2 separate regions of the Mus musculus genome follow, and region 2 is linked to region 1. The links are chromatin loops, found by intact Hi-C in ENCODE. Cell type or tissue: gastrocnemius. All regions are shown on one strand.

Region 1 (8,000 bases):
TTGGAGATGATGTCATCTGATGATGTCATCACACCTGCACACCAACAAGTGCTCGCCAGTTTCCCCATCTTCCTCCCTTTCCTTTCAACACTCCTGGAGAATGTCAGACATAACCGGTAGAGTTCAGAGCTTCAGTGGGCGATGGGAGCCAGAACAGAGCTTTAGACTCACCCAAGATCACAGACACCCCAAGTTGTCTCCAAACCCTAACTTTCTCACTTGTGAGTTTACTCTCTGCTTCATTTTTCCCTGTCTGAAAAGTTAGACGGGTTGCTGAGGAGAAAGGGTTCCTCATTGTTGTAGATGCTGCTGCCAGGAAAATGCCCTAACATGTTAGCTCTTAGGCTAGGGCATAGCTCACTGGCAGAGCACTTGCCCAACATGCACGCACACACACCTGGGTTTGGTCTGCAGCACTGTGAGGGGAAAAAATTCCTTTTTTTTTTAATTTTAAAGAAAAAATTCTTTCTTAAGCTGGAGAGATAACTCAGAGGTTAAGAGCACTGGCTGCTCTTCCAGAGGTCCTGAGTTCAATTCCCAACAACCACATGGTGGCTCACAACCATCTATCTGTACTGGGATCTGATGCCTTTTTCTGGTCTGTCTGAAGACAGCAACACATATAGTAAATAATTAATTAATTAAAGAAAGAACAATTCTTTTTTAAAGATTTATTTATTTATTTTATGTATGAGTGTTCTATCTGCATGTACACCTGTATGCCAGAAGAGGGTATCAGATCTCATTACAGATAGCTGTGAGCCACCATGTGGTTGCTGGGAGTTGAACTCAGGACCTCTACAAGAACAGACAGTAGATCTCAAATGCTGAGCCATTTTTCCAGCCCAAGAAAAAAAATCTTAACTTTTAGTAAATTTGACTTAGGTGAAGGGTTCCACCCCCATCCTGCCCCAAACCCTGCTATAGGACTTGTGAGTACAGAACTCTACCACAGTGAGCCTTGTCTGTGGGGTCAAGCTGAGGCTTGTAGTGTGATGTCTCTCACTGAAGCCCAACTCAGTGTGACCCTCCAGGCTTCTGTCCTAACCACTCTAAGCCAATCAGCTGCTGTCCCTTTCAACCTGACCCACCATGGCCCCCTGTCTCCAAGTTCTAGGACCCTTCCCTCTCTCTATCACCCTGTTGCTAAATTGCCACTAAAAGGAGAAAAGAAGAAGAAGAAGAAGAAGAAGAAGAAGAAGAAGAAGAAGAAGAAGAAGAAGAAGAGGAAGAAACAAAACACATTTGTTGAGCACCTACTGAGTCCTGGACTCAATGTCCCAAGCATTGCCACTAAGCCTCACGGTGTTCCCCTGAAGTAGACAGTGATTTCTTTTTCATTTTCTCTTTGAGATTATAATATAATTACATCACTGGGCAGTGGTGGCACATGCCTTTAATCCTAGCACTTGGGAGGCAGAGGCAGGCAGATTTCTGAGTTCGAGGCCAGCCTGCTCTACACAGTGAGTTCCAGGACAGCCAGGGCTACACAGAGAAACCCTGTCTCGAAAACAAAAACAATATATATATATATATATATATATATATATATATACACATATATATGTGTGTGTGTGTGTGTATACGTATATATATATATACACATATATATATACACATATATATATACATATATATAATCATATCATCCCCCTCCCTTTCTTCCCTCCAAACCCTCCCATAGCCCCAATAATTATTTCTTTTTTTTTTTAAGATTTATTTATTTATTATATGTAAGTACACTGTAGCTGTCCTCAGATACTCCAGAAGAGGGCATCAGATTTTGTTACGGATGGTTGTGAGCCACCATGTGGTTGCTGGGATTTGAACTCGGGACCTTCGGAAGAGCAGTCGGCGCTCTTAACCACTGAGCCATCTCGCCAGCCCCAATAATTATTTCTTATGATTAACTATACTTTTCTCAGCTACCATGAACATCAAGTTCACAAATTCAGTGATTCCGTTCACAAATTAGGTTCCGTGAGCCTCTGGCTATGACATTTTCACCAATCATTAGCATGTAATCTTGTTACATCTGGATTCTGTTTAAAGACATTATTCAGTGTGCATGTTGTTGATCCCTTAAACACTAATCTAATGGCCGATGCCACTATTACTGCCTGCCTGACAAGGTGTCCCTGACACGTTTTCTTCATAAGGCGCATACAACTTCTTGTGTTCTTGCAAGTAGGAGCCTCAGGTAACACTTGGGCATACACATAGAACCACTCTGTCTCCCTGAAGTACTGAGGATCGAACCTAGAGCCTTGTGTATGCCAGGCAAATGCTTGGCCACTGAGTTAAAACTCTGGCCCTCTTTAAAAAGAAGTGTGTGTGTATGTGTGTGTGCAAGTGCATGTGTGTATGTGTATGTACATATGTGTGTGTGTTTGTGTGTGTGTATGTGTGTATATGTGTGCGTGTGTGTGTGCAAGTACATGTGTGTGTATGTGTGTGTGTTCGAGCATCTTTCACTGACCCATTCAATTCCATAAAGATCATGAAGGCACTGTGAACGTTGGCAGTTTCTTTGGCTTTCTTTGGCCTTGTGCTGACTTGTGAGCAAGCACTACACGACTGACCTATATCCTCAGCCTGAGTCACAAGTATTGGGTTGGAGGGGGCTTACAAATAAATGTTTACAAAGCAGGCAGGGGCAGTGGTGGGGGGGTGCCTTTAATCCCAGCACTTGGCAGGCAGAGGCAGGTGAATTTCTGAGTTTGAGGCCAGCCTGGTCTACACAGTGAGTTCCAGGACAGCCAGGGCTACACAAAGAAACCCTGTCTTGGGGGTGGGGGTGGGGGAACAAAACAAAAAACAAAACAAAACAAAGCAGGCAGGTTCACAAATATAAAGTCAGTGAGGATTGGCAGTTGCATTACTGTTGCCAGTTTACTAAGCCAAAAATGGCCAAGGGACCTAAGTGTTTGTTTGTTTGTTTGTTTGTTTGTTTGTTTGTTTGTTTGTTTTGTAGACAGGCTATCTCTGTGTAATAGACCTGGCTGTCCTGGAACTCATTCTGTAGACCAGGCTGGCCTTGAACTCACAGAGATCCGCCTGCCTCAGCCTCCCAAATTCTGGGATGAAAGGCGTGTGACCTAAATCTTTAATGAGCTCAACTTTGTGACATGCACCTGTGTTTCAGACTTGCTCAGGGTCAGATATCTATTCCAGCTGTCTGACTCTAGAAGCCTACTTTCTAAGCAGGATGCAGTCTTGAATGCATAGCTGACCTTTTTCCAAATCAGGCCCTGTGAGGCAGAGGGTGGGCAGCTGGGTCTCAGGGCAGGGCTCTGAGGTGTGGTGTTCCTACAGTTCTCACTGTGGATGGGAGGCTCTGCCATTTTCCCTTTCAGTACCACCGTCAGCTACACCACAAATGCATCCACAAAAGGCGGCCAGGCTCCCGCCCCTGGTAAGACATTTTCTAATAGGGGTTGGGGGAGGGGGCTGGATGAAATGGACTCTGTCTAGCTATCTAAGCATCGTGTTTGGTCAAAAGGTGTGTGTGTGTGTGTGTGTGTGTGTGTGTGTGTGTTTGTGTGTGTGTGTGAAGCAAGGCTAGCCTAGCCAGCCTCAGGCACTGCAGGGAAACCTCATCTATCCCCCAGGTGTGCTACCACCCCCAACTTTGATGAAGATCAGCAATGGGGATACTGCTTGGAGCCCAAGAAAGTGAAAGGTATGTATGGCATGCAGGCCCCGGGTGGCTCAAGGCTGTGTGTGTCTTGCTGCTCACTCCGTTCCCACACACCTACTCACCTACTAAGCATCATCAGATGCCAAACACTTGGGATTCTGGGCCCCGCCCTTTTCCTTCTCTTACAGCATTCTTTCAAAAGTCAGAGGAAGAATTCTGGGGAAAGAGGCCACCATTGTCCAGATGAGCTTGAGGGTCTAGAAGCTTGGGGTTCTATGGTTTGATGACAAGCAGGTGCAGGCAGGGTATTGGTCCCTACATATGTCCTTCCGACTCCGGAAGTGCTTCGCTCTTGTTATCTACCTCTCAGACCATTGCAGCAAACACAACCCGTGCCACAAAGGAGGGACATGTATCAACACCCCCAATGGGCCACACTGTCTCTGCCCTGAACACCTCACTGGGAAACATTGCCAGAAAGGTAAGAGGAACTGCCTCCCAGCAAGATGTCCCTGGAGACCCGGTGCTTTGCCATGGTCCCATTGACTTCCTTGTGTCCCCAGAGAAATGCTTTGAGCCTCAGCTTCTCAAGTTCTTCCACGAGAATGAGCTATGGTTTAGAACGGGGCCAGGAGGTGTGGCCAGGTGCGAGTGCAAAGGTTCTGAGGCTCACTGCAAGCCGGTGGCCAGCCAGGGTAAGTGGGTGTGCAGGGACTGTGGGGAGGAGGGCAGAGAGTCAGGAACCCCTGGTAGAAGGCTGGGTGCAATGATGTACACAGGTAAGGCTCAGTTTGCACCTCTCCCCACCCCACCCCCAGCCTGCAGCATCAATCCGTGCCTTAATGGGGGCAGCTGCCTCCTCGTGGAGGACCACCCACTGTGCCGTTGCCCTACAGGCTACACTGGATATTTTTGCGACTTGGGTGAGTAAGACCCCGTGTGGAAAGGCTTGCGGAGGTGGATAGAGAGAATGGAAGTGAACCAGAGGGCTCCAACAGACTCATCCGCCGACTGCAGGGAGCCATCTCTCTTTCTCTAGACCTTTGGGCGACCTGCTATGAAGGCAGGGGGCTCAGCTACCGGGGCCAGGCTGGAACTACGCAATCGGGTGCGCCATGTCAGCGGTGGACCGTGGAGGCCACCTACCGGAACATGACTGAGAAGCAAGCGCTAAGCTGGGGCCTGGGCCACCACGCATTTTGCCGGTTCGCGAGAAGGGACCGGGCAGGGGAACTTGCTTTCTCTTAGGGTCCTCGAGGGCCTCCCCACGTTCTAACAGTGCTCCCTCTTGAGATTGCAGGAACCCAGATAATGACACACGTCCATGGTGCTTCGTCTGGAGTGGCGACAGGCTGAGCTGGGACTATTGCGGCCTGGAGCAGTGCCAGACGCCAACGTTTGCACCTCTAGTTGTCCCTGAGAGTCAGGAGGAGTCCCCGTCCCAGGCACCATCTCTGTCCCATGCACCAAATGGTTAGGCAGAGGAGGGGGTCCCGGCGCAGAGGACATGGGTCTCTCTTATTCCTGGCAGCCCGTGCCAGGTATCCATGGCCTCAGCCAGTCTCTCCTTCCACAGACTCGACCGATCATCAGACTTCTCTGTCCAAGACCAACACGATGGGCTGCGGACAGAGGTTCCGCAAGGGACTGTCCTCGTTCATGCGCGTGGTGGGCGGACTAGTGGCTCTGCCTGGGTCGCACCCCTACATCGCTGCACTGTACTGGGGTAACAACTTCTGCGCGGGCAGTCTCATCGCCCCCTGTTGGGTGCTGACCGCGGCTCACTGCCTGCAGAATCGGCAAGTGCCACCCTCGGTGACCCCCTAGACCGCTCCTACCGTACCCGCACCCTACTCTTTCCCTGCCCGCCATTCTTGAGCTCCCTCGAGGGGTTGGAAACTAAGGCACCCCCAGAGCATTTGTAGCCGGTCTGAGCCTGCTGCCTGTCCCCCACCCGACTGCAGGCCAGCGCCCGAGGAACTGACAGTGGTACTTGGTCAAGATCGCCACAACCAGAGCTGCGAGTGGTGCCAGACTCTGGCTGTGCGCTCCTACCGCCTTCACGAGGGCTTCTCCTCCATCACCTACCAGCACGACTTGGGTGGGGTGGCCCTACAGGGATAGGGAGAAAGGATGGCGGAGGGCTGGGGCCCTATGTCGCCATCTAACCTTTGCCTCTCGGGGTAGCTCTGCTGCGCCTGCAGGAAAGCAAAACCAACAGTTGCGCGATCCTGTCACCTCACGTTCAGCCTGTGTGTCTACCCAGCGGCGCGGCCCCACCCTCTGAGACAGTGCTCTGCGAGGTGGCCGGCTGGGGTCACCAGTTCGAGGGTAGGCACAACTGTTGGGCGCTGGTTGGAGACTTTTGGTTATCTAGGAGCGCAGTTGGTACGCCCCGATGAATCTGGGGGACAAGTTTCACTGACATGACAGTTGTAAAAAACGCACAGAGCCCTTGTCTCTGTAGCGTGACTTTCCCAGATTCTAGAATTCTCTGTCGAGATTCCAGAGCCCCTTGAGGTTTGTTCTAGTTTTTTGCCTTCTATTGTGGCGTTAAACACCATGACCAAATCCAGCTTAGGCAGGAAAGGTTTTATTTGGCTTCCGAGGTTGCAGGGTTTCTTGCTGTCCACCATTGAGGAAGCCACAACAGGGAGTGGAGGCAGGAACTGAGGCAGGAAACGGAAAGGGACACTCCTTGCTGCCTTTCTCTTCATGGCTTGTTCAGCTTTCTTTTTAAAAAATTCACTTATTTTTATTTTATGTGCATGTGAGTCTGCCTACAAGCATATGTGTGCACCATATGTACATCTGGTACAGGGGAAGCCAGATCTGTAATACAGGTTAAAAACCACGGTGTGGGGGCTGGGAACGGAACCAAGGCCCTCTGCAAGAACAGCAAGAGCTCTTAACCTCTGAGCTAGCCCCCAACACCTTGCGGCTTGCTTACTTTGCTTTGCTTTTCTCTTTTCCTCTTCCTCTTCCTCTTCCTCTTCCTCCTCCTCCTCTTTCTCCCCCTCTTCCTCTTGTTTTGTTTTTGTTTTTTGTTTTGAAGGCAGGGTTTCTCTGTGTAGTCCCAGCTGTCCGGGAGCTGTCCAGGAGCTGTCCAGCTCTGTAGACCAGGCTGCCTTCAACCTTAAGCACTCCATCTGCCTTTGCCTCCCAAGTGCTGGGATTAAAGGCTTGCACCTTTCTGGCTCAGTTTCTTTCTTACACAATCCAGGCCCACCTGTTCAGGGCGGCATCACTCACAGTGGGCGGGGCCCTTTCACATCAACCATTAATCAAGAAAATGCCCGGGGCTGGTGAGATGGCTCAGTGGGTAAGAGCACCCGACTGCTCTTCCGAAGGTCCAGAGTTCAAATCCCAGCAACCACATGGTGGCTCACAACCATCTGTAACGAGATCTGGCGCCTTCTTCTGGAGTGTCTGAAGACAGCTACAGTGTACTTACATATAATTAATAAATAAATCTTTAAAAAAAAAAAAAAAGAAAATGCCCTACAGATATTGCCCTAGGCCAATCTTCTGGAGGCATCTCTTCGGGTGAGGTTCCTTCCCCCCCTAGATGACTCTTGAGTGCGTCAAATTGACAGACAGTAACCCAGCACAAGGATTACAGGGAGACTTGAACTGTCTTGTGCTTCTTTTGGGCTCCAAATTATAAAGGCTTAACCAGGACTTTGTCCCCATGCTGGAGCAATGGAGACAATGGAGAGAACTATTCTGGGAGCCAGGTTCTGAGCCACTGTGTGGAAGAGGATAGGAAGTGCTTCCTGTGTTTTAAGCCCTGCTCTTCTCTGGGCTTCAGTGTCCTTGCCATGAAATACTTATTGGCAGGTCCCTATCACTCAGGCTTGCTGTGAGGGAGCAAAGCGGAGTAGGTGGGGAATTGTCTGGTAGCCTGGCCCACGCAGCAAGCTCAGGTCCTCCCCTCTGATTTGCAGGGGCTGAAGAATACTCCACCTTCCTGCAGGAGGCACAGGTTCCCTTTATCGCCCTGGATCGCTGCTCCAACTCTAACGTGCACGGAGACGCCATTCTCCCTGGGATGCTTTGCGCTGGCTTCTTGGAGGGAGGCACCGATGCCTGCCAGGTCAGCCCTGGGGTCCTGGTAGGTACCTTGGTCCCTGCCTGTCAAGCATAAGGCAAGAACCACGTGCTGCCTGTTCCCCACCCAGGGTGACTCCGGGGGCCCTCTGGTGTGTGAGGAAGGAACTGCAGAACATCAGCTCACCCTGCGCGGAGTCATCAGCTGGGGCTCCGGCTGTGGTGACCGCAACAAGCCCGGAGTCTACACAGACGTGGCCAACTACCTGGCTTGGATCCAGAAGCATATTGCTTCATAACTAACCAGGCT
Region 2 (8,000 bases), 96 kb before region 1:
ACAGAGAAACCCTGTCTCAGAAAAAAAAAATTTGTACACATAAAGAACAAAGGAAACAACTATTCTCTTTATAAGTTCTGCTGAGATTGTGGGTGGGATGATAGCTTGCCAAATAAAGAATGTGTGAACCCACAAAACAGCTATGGTGAGATGCTACCTGTATCCTCAGCTCCTGGCAGGCAGAGACAAGATCCCCATGGCAAACTGGCTAGGTGGACTAGCTAGAATCAGTGAGCCACAGCTTCAGAGACTCAGAGCAAAGTAGAAGGCGGTGAAGAAAGATGCTCATTGTTAACGTTTGACTTAAACACAGCACACACACACACACACACACACATGTATATGAAACTCACACTCATGCACACATGCCATACACATGCACATGCAGAGAGTTTTACCAGTTGCCTACGCTGTTCCAGGGATGAGAGGAACAGCCCGTGTTCTCCAGGTGCCAGCCTTCCAGAGCGAGATAATTTACCAGTGCCTGTTTTCTGCTCCCTGCTGCTTCTGGACTCTGCTCCACTTGTGCGTAAGAAGCTGCTCCGGCTACCAAGTACCTGGCTTCTCAATCCTTGGACTTCCTGCTTCAGCTGCACCTCCTTTAGAGACAGAATCTCTGGCACTTCCACTTGCCTTAACCTCATGCCCTGGCCTCTCAACAATGAGCTTAGAGACACCCAGGTTCATCTTGCCCACATGTTGACACTCCCAAGCCCTGTGCTCAAGACAGTGACAATCAGCCTTGCTCCTAGCATCTTCCGGCTGCCTCTTACCTTCCACTCTACTTCCCCCACACCTCGCACTTGGAGTTGCTCCTCCCCTCCTACTTCATGTGACTGGTCAAGCCCTCAGCCTCTGGCGAATCCACTGACATCTGCTCACATCTGGAGAAATCCACTTACAAAGACTTGACTGTTGTCTCACATAGGCAGGTCCTGCAGGCTTCCTGCGCTGCTACTGTCCCAGAGGAGCCATGCTGTGCAGGTTTGAATGCGAATGACACCCATAGACCCATAAGTTCGAATGCTTGGTCCCCAGTTAGTGGAACTGTTTGGGAAGGATTGGGAGGTGTGGCCTTGATAAGGGGGTGTGTCACTGGGGTTAAGCTCTAAGGTTTCAAAAAGCCATGCTAGGAAGAGTCTCTCTCTTTCTGTCTCCCGCTTGTGGATCAGATGTGAGCTCTCAGCTACTGCTCCAGTGCCATGCCTGACTTTCATACTGCCACGCACCCCACCAGGATGAACACGCAGTAATTCTCTGAAACTGTCAACAAGTCACCAGGTAAATGCTTTCTTGTGTAAAGTGCCTTAGTCAGGACATCCTATCACAGCAGCAGAGCAGTAACTAAGACATCTTCAAGCCTTCCACTTCCACCTACCCCCACCTCCTAGACGCTGTCAGGACTCAGCAGTGAGCAGACGTGAACTTCTGCCCTCCTCTGCTGTACTAACAAAGGGTCCAGCATCTTCATGCATCTTTTCCTTCCTGGCCCTACAGAAGGAGTGTTTGTCTCTAGATTGTGCTCCCATGGGAAGTGTCCAGTTAGTTTCTTTGTGGGACTTTTCCTCATTCATTCATTCATTCATTCATTCACTGACATTAGCATCTTGCCATTTTCTTCCTTCCTTTCTTTCTTTATTTTTTTAAAGATTTACTTATTTATTTTATGTATATGAGTACATTGTTGCTATCTTCAGGCACACCAGAAGAGGGCATAAGATCCAATTATAGATGGTTGTGAGCCACCATGTGCTTGCTGGGAATTGAACTCAGGACCTCTGGAAGAACAGTCAGTGCTCTTCACCACTGAGCCATCTCTCCAGCCCACCATCACCATTTCCAATACCAGAGAAATGACAGATGCTCTCTGATTTCAAGTACGAAGAACAACCTTCCATGGCCCTCACGTTCCCTGTCTGCCTCCTCCTCCCACTTCTCGGTTCTGCTCACACTGAAGCTCCTTGAAACCATTGAATTACTCTCATTTCCAGTTTCTTGCCCCCTCTCTCCCTAACTTCAGTTTCCTCTTTTTCTACTTTTCCATTACATAATGTTTCAAAGTCACGGACTCCCTGCCAGACCAAGCTACACATTGAGACCCTGGGACCCCTCTGCTCCTTGGCAGGACTCCTTGTCCTTCCTGAAAGCATCAGTGGTCTTTTCTGCACAATTACAGCGTCTCCTCCAGATTGGCTCACGTTTTTCCAGTGCTCAGGGATGGAAGCCAAAGCTATTGTCCAGCTAGCCAAATGTTCCTCCAGAAGCAGCCCCAGCTCTTCTGCTATCTTCTCTGTTACTGATCCTCTCAGAGTTCTTGCAGATCAGCCTGTCAAGTCGTCTGGAAGCCTCTGAAGAGTGCCCATGGCTAGGCTCACACGTACAGCTCTGGTTTTTTTGTTTTTTGTTTTTTGTTTGTTTGTTTGTTTGTTTTTTAAATCAGTTGGGGACAAGGGACTTTGGCATTGGTGTTTGGGTTTTCAAATTCTGGGATTATTCTGACATGTGTCCTGAGCTGAGCACCACTGGTGTAGGTAAGCTAATCACTGCCTTCATTTTCTTAAGATTTGCTTATTTGGGGGCTGGTGAGATGGCTCAGTGGGTAAGAGCACTGACTGCTCTTCCGAAGGTCCGCAGTTCAAATCCCAGCAACCACATGGTGGCTCACAACCATCCGTAATGAGATCTGACTCCCTCTTCTGGAGTGTCTGAAGACAGCTACAGTGTACTTACATATAATAAATAAATCTTTAAAAAAAAAAAGTGGATAACTCACCAGGCATCTTGGCTCATGCCTTTGGTCCCAGTGCCTGGGAACCAGAGGCAGGTAGATCTCTGTGAGTTGGAGGCTAGCTTGGTCTATGGAGTGAGTTCTATACCAGCCAGGGTATACAATGAATACTTGTTTCAAAAACAAAAACAAAAACAAAACAAAACACAAAAAACAACCATGGATAATGCAGTACATTTAAAAAAAAAAGAAAAAAAAAGATTTGCTTGTTTGTTTGTTTATTATTTTTCTGAGACAGGGTTTCTCTGTATATCTCTGGCTATCCTGGAACTCTATAGACCAGGCTGGCCTCGAACTCAGAGATCCATCTGCCTCTGCCTCCTATGTTCTGGGATCAAAGGTGTGTGCCACCACCACCACAGTGATTTATTTATATTTATGTGTGTGTCACTTGTGTGTCTGTGTGCATGAAGTGTATGGCATGCCCATGGCAGCCAGAAGAGGTCAGAGTGCTTAGATACCCTCTGGAGTTTTAGACCCATTATTAGTCACAATGTGGGTACTAGGAACCAAACTTGGGTACTCTACAAGAGCAAAATTGTTCTTAACTGCAAAATCTCTCCAGCCTTTACACATCACTACATTTTAAAGGCCATTTAAATACTGGTAGTTTTCAAAGGCATGTCTTCCTTCAACATAGACTTTCTGGGGATGGAGAAGTGGCTTAGTGGTTAAGTGCTTACTGTTCTACCAGAGGAGGAGTTTGTTTCTCAGCACCCACATGAAGTGGCTCACAAATGCCTGCAATACCTAGGAATAATACAACTCTCCCCTGTTCGCTATAAATCTTTGAACATGCACACACATACACACTTACACACAGATATACACACTCACACATGCATGAACACACATGCAATACACACTCACATGCATGCATGTGCACATACACACAAACGTATGCATGTAGGCACACTTGTACATGCACACACACACACATACTTCATGCTCACTACAGATCTAAGAATCCCACTGCACACTGGACATCTGGATATCTAAAAGACAATCCTGGGTCTAGGGCTGTAGCTAAAGGGTGATAACACTTATCTAATAGATGTGAAACCCTTGCCCACCAATACTGCTGAAAGAAAAATATCTCCAACTTTAATGTGGGACGAGAAGTTAGAAGTTGGGACTCAGTGCATTACTCTCCCAAGGCGTGTTTGAGAACAAAAAGAAAAGTCTAGAAGGATGTTAGATGCTGAGAGTCAGGTTAGCACAAACAGTCCTGGCAAAACAGCATCGCCCACAACCAATCAAGCAATCGTAGAGCCACAAGGCCAGGAAACCTCACCTGAGCAGCTGCGGCATGGAGGCCTTCTCCCTCAGTGGGTAGTCACAGCCCTTGCTACTTCACCAAAAACAAGGACACACCGGAGTCCTGGTCATAACCAAAACTGGAATCCAGAACTCTGGAGGCTTTGGTCTGTTAACCTCTTCTTCATTAAAAATCCCAGTTTCAGGGCTGGGGATATGACTCAGTGGTAGAGAGTTTTCCAGAATGTACAAGGTTAAGCACACTGACTGCTCTTCCAGAGGTCCTGAGTTCAAATGCCAGCAACCACATGGTGGCTCACAACCATCTGTAAGGAGATCTGACTCCCTCTTCTGGAGTGTCTGAAGACAGCTACAGTGTACTTCCATATAATAAATAAATACATATTTTAAAAAAAGACTCTGTCTCAAAAAAAAAAAGCAAAAAACAAACAAACAAAACAAAAAACAGTCAAAGTCTCAGTTGCATGGGGATTTCCATCTTCTTCCAACTAGTTTAGAAGACCTTCAGAACTAAGAGACCTGGCCATGGAGCTGCAGGGATCCTGGCCACCAGAGGGCGCTGTATCCTTCCTAGTCCCTGCCTGTTCCAAACCTGGAGGCTGTGTGTTCTTGAGAAGATCCAAAAAGATGCACCCAGGCCCATGCCTTTCTGTGGAGCAAGAAAGGTCCTTGGAAGCCTTTCCTGTCGGCCGGCAGATGGCCAGGAGCCGTCGAAGTGCCATTCTCTTTCCTTCATTGCACCTTTGCAAGCCTTCCTTCATCTGATCATATCAACTCCGTGCAGGTTCTGAGGGCAGGCACAATAGGGGCACAGTATATCACAGGGTGGAAAGTGCTATGGGGAAAACAAAGTAGGTTAAAGGACTAGGGTATGATACAGGTATGGTATCATGGAACTGCTGTTTTAAATATTTAAAATGTCTTTGTTTATTCTATTTGTCTGTCTGCATGTATAATCTACGCACCATGTACATGCCTGGTACACAGGGAAGCCAGCAGAGGGTGTCTGAAACCCCCTGGAATTAGAATTACAAATGGTTGTGAGCCACCATGTGGGTTCTGAGAATCAAACCTGGGTCCTTTGAAAGATCCGCTGGTGCTCTTAACTGCTGTGCCATCTCTCCAGTGGGGACTGCTGTTCCAGATGGGGTGCTCGGAGAAGACCCCAGGAGGAGGCAGTATTCAAACAGAGAAAAAAAAAATAAGGCTTTTAGATCCCTACAGAAAAAAAAATAGTTGGGCTGGAGAGATGGCTCAGTGGTTAAGAGCACTGACTGCAGCGGGGTGTGGTGGCACATGCCTGTAATCCCAGCACTCGGGAGGCAGGGGCAGGTGGATTTCTGAGTTTGAGGCCAGCCTGGTCTACAGAGTGAGTTTCAGGACAGCCAGGGATACACAGAGAAACCGTGTCTCAAAAAAAAAAAAAAAAGAAAGAAAGAAAGAAAAGAAAAGAAAAGAAAAAAGAAAGAAAAGAAAAAGAAAAAGAAGAAAAAGAAAAGAAGAAGAAGAAGAAGAAGAAGAAGAAGAAGAAGAAGAAGAAGAAGAAGAAGAAGAAGAAAAAGAAGAAGAAGAGCACTGACTGCTCTTCTGAAGGTCCTGAGTTCAACTCCCAGCAACCCCATGATGGCTCACAACCATCTGTAATGGAATCTGATGCCCTCCTCTGGTGTGTCTGAAGAGAGTGACAGTGTACTCATATATAGAAAATAAACAAGTAAATGTTTTTTAAAAAAGAAAAAAAAAGTGTTTGAAGATAAAGAAATTGTGAAATGCAAAGGGGCCCTAAGGCGAGAATATACTTGGGGGTGTAGAACCAGGGCCAGAGTGGGCTAAGTGGAGTGGGCGAGTGTGAAAGAGCTCTGCCAGTTTTATTTCTTTTTCATGTCTTAGAGAGTCAGACTTAACATCTTCCCCAAGAAGCTAAGCATAACCTCCTCCTTTCCCTTATTTTTATTGTATTTCTTTTCTTTTCTTTCTTTTTTCTCCTTTTACTTATTTTGAAGCAGGGTCTCATTAAATGGCCTAGGCTGGCCTTGAACATGTAACCCCCCTTTTCCCCAGTAGCTGGAATTACACAGGCCCTGTGCTGCCAGGCCCAACACTTGACCCAGTTTCTTAGTCTTGGGTAGGTCTTAAGGATTTTAGTTTTATTTTAAATCGAGTGTGAGCCCACTGGAATGCTAAAAAGATGAAGTGTGATCTCTGTTTTAAGAATATCACATCCGCAACGGCAAGAAGACTGGGGGGTGGGGTGGGGGGAGGCAAGGGTGATAGCGGGGCGGTCAGCAAGGAGGCTCGTAGGTGTTGAAGCATTCGATGGAGGTGAAACAGCAGCAAGAGTTAGCTGCTGCTGTTCAAGCCAGTCTACACAAGGAGACCTTATTTTATGTGTATGGGTGAAACAGCAGCAAGGGTTAGCTGTGAGAACATCGGGAGATGATGTAGATGAGAAGAGACATATAATTTCATAGGTTCTGCGGAACCAACCAGGTGAATGATGTCATTGGCTGAGACCAGGAAGGAGTGAGAAGAAAGCACAAACTTGGATTGTTTGAGAAACCTTCCTGGCAGACACGTAGACAAGGTATACATTATTGGTGTCTGCAGTTCTTGAGGAAAGAGCTCGGGCTGACCATTTTCAGTGTTATTGAAAGCCAAAGGAGAGTAAGGGCTCTTAAGGTGTGAGTTTCATGACCAAATGGCCAAAGACTGGAGGCCGATGAAGTGTTATAGAGGGAAGGAAGCCTTGAAGCTAGAAAGATTGGGATTTTAGATGAGGAAGCTGCTGGGCTTGGTATGATCTCAGCCCTCCGGAGGGAAGAGCTGGAAGATCTGGGAACCCATGCAAGTTCAAGCCAGTCTACCCAAGGAGACCTTATTTTATGCGTATGGGCGTTTTCCCTGCATGCATATGTGCGCTATGTGTGCACCAGATGCCTAGAGAGGTCAGAAGAAGGCGCTGTATCTGGGGGGGTGGGGGTGGGAAGAAGAAGATAGAAATGAAGGAATGGAAAAAGAAAAAACCCCTGATCAACCTGGTGTAGACCAGCATTCCTGTCAGAACAGGATGAAACCTGAAGGCTGCAGCTGACTTAATTGAGGTCATAGAAGACCTGGAGAAAGAGTCAATAGTATAGGGGACGAGGGACAAAGAGGGAAACGTGATGGAGACAGAAGCATAGCAGATAGCTAAAGAGGGTGGTTTTGTTTTTTTGGTTTTTTTTTTTCTTCAGTTTTTCGAGACACGGTTTCTCTGTGTAGCCTTGGCTGTCCTGGAACTCACTACATAGATCAGTCAGTCTGGCCTTGAACTCAGAGACCCACCTGAAGAGGATTTCTTCAAGGATGACAACTCCCATAAGAATTTATGTACTTGGGACAATGATGGGGAAGAGGGGGTGTGATGATGGGGGGGCTGGGCAAGGGGAGGCTGTGCACCTCTCTACTGACTCAAACATTCAGGAGAGCTCAGCTTTTCCTTCTGCCCACCCTTGGCTAAGACCGAGGCTAAAGCAGGGGCTCTGAGAACACTCCGTGGCAGCCCCTTCCATCCCAACCGCATTGGAAGAACTGTGTACTCTGGACTGGGGTTAAATGGGAAACAATCCATTCCAATAGTGGTTCTGGGGGCTCTGGGTGGAAGTCCCATGGCTGTGGACTCTACTTACACCGTCAGACAACAAGTGGCGCTAAGCCCGCCCCCGTTGGCTCTTACTATGTATGTATTTACTTGTTTGTTATATCCTGCAAGCCTTTGGTTGGGTTTGGTGTTGAGGACTGAAACAAGGGCCTCCAGAGAGCTTAGCTACTGAGCTCCACCACTAAGCTACATCCCGAACACCAGGAAGCCTAACTTGAAACTACCCTATCTCGCTTCTCCAGTTCCTAGAGAATCTGAAATCTGATGATGCTGACAATATTGACCTCTAACAGT

The links. Peaks named below come from ENCODE experiments on the same cell type or tissue, not always from the same donor. Only the 100,000 strongest peaks of a DNase experiment are listed, where the experiment ranks them.
Region 2: it touches region 1 in a loop (4-fold over the local background); 13 of 42 quality-filtered maps call a loop at or near these places.

What each region holds. Positions count from the first base shown.
Region 1 is chr13:55,418,088-55,426,087 of GRCm38, reverse strand. It overlaps F12 (coagulation factor XII (Hageman factor)), which reads left to right. Exons shown (of 14, transcript NM_021489.3): 3 at 3,316-3,415; 4 at 3,612-3,682; 5 at 4,011-4,121; 6 at 4,204-4,335; 7 at 4,459-4,563; 8 at 4,680-4,845; 9 at 4,941-5,113; 10 at 5,217-5,439; 11 at 5,605-5,741; 12 at 5,828-5,971; 13 at 7,588-7,736; 14 at 7,822-8,000. The coding sequence ends at 7,989. Among named protein-coding and RNA genes, the nearest start is that of F12, 4.7 kb to the left of the region's middle. In gastrocnemius, CTCF peaks have their summits at 4,785 and 5,415 (motif pointing left); DNase peaks (open chromatin) are centred at 4,516, 4,775 and 7,847; H3K4me3 peaks cover 1,110 bases; H3K27ac peaks cover 641 bases.
Region 2 is chr13:55,513,782-55,521,781 of GRCm38, reverse strand. No RefSeq gene overlaps it. Among named protein-coding and RNA genes, the nearest start is that of Pdlim7, 4.3 kb to the right of the region's middle. In gastrocnemius, no CTCF peak of the experiment used is centred here; a DNase peak (open chromatin) is centred at 4,629; H3K4me3 peaks cover 293 bases; H3K27ac peaks cover 375 bases.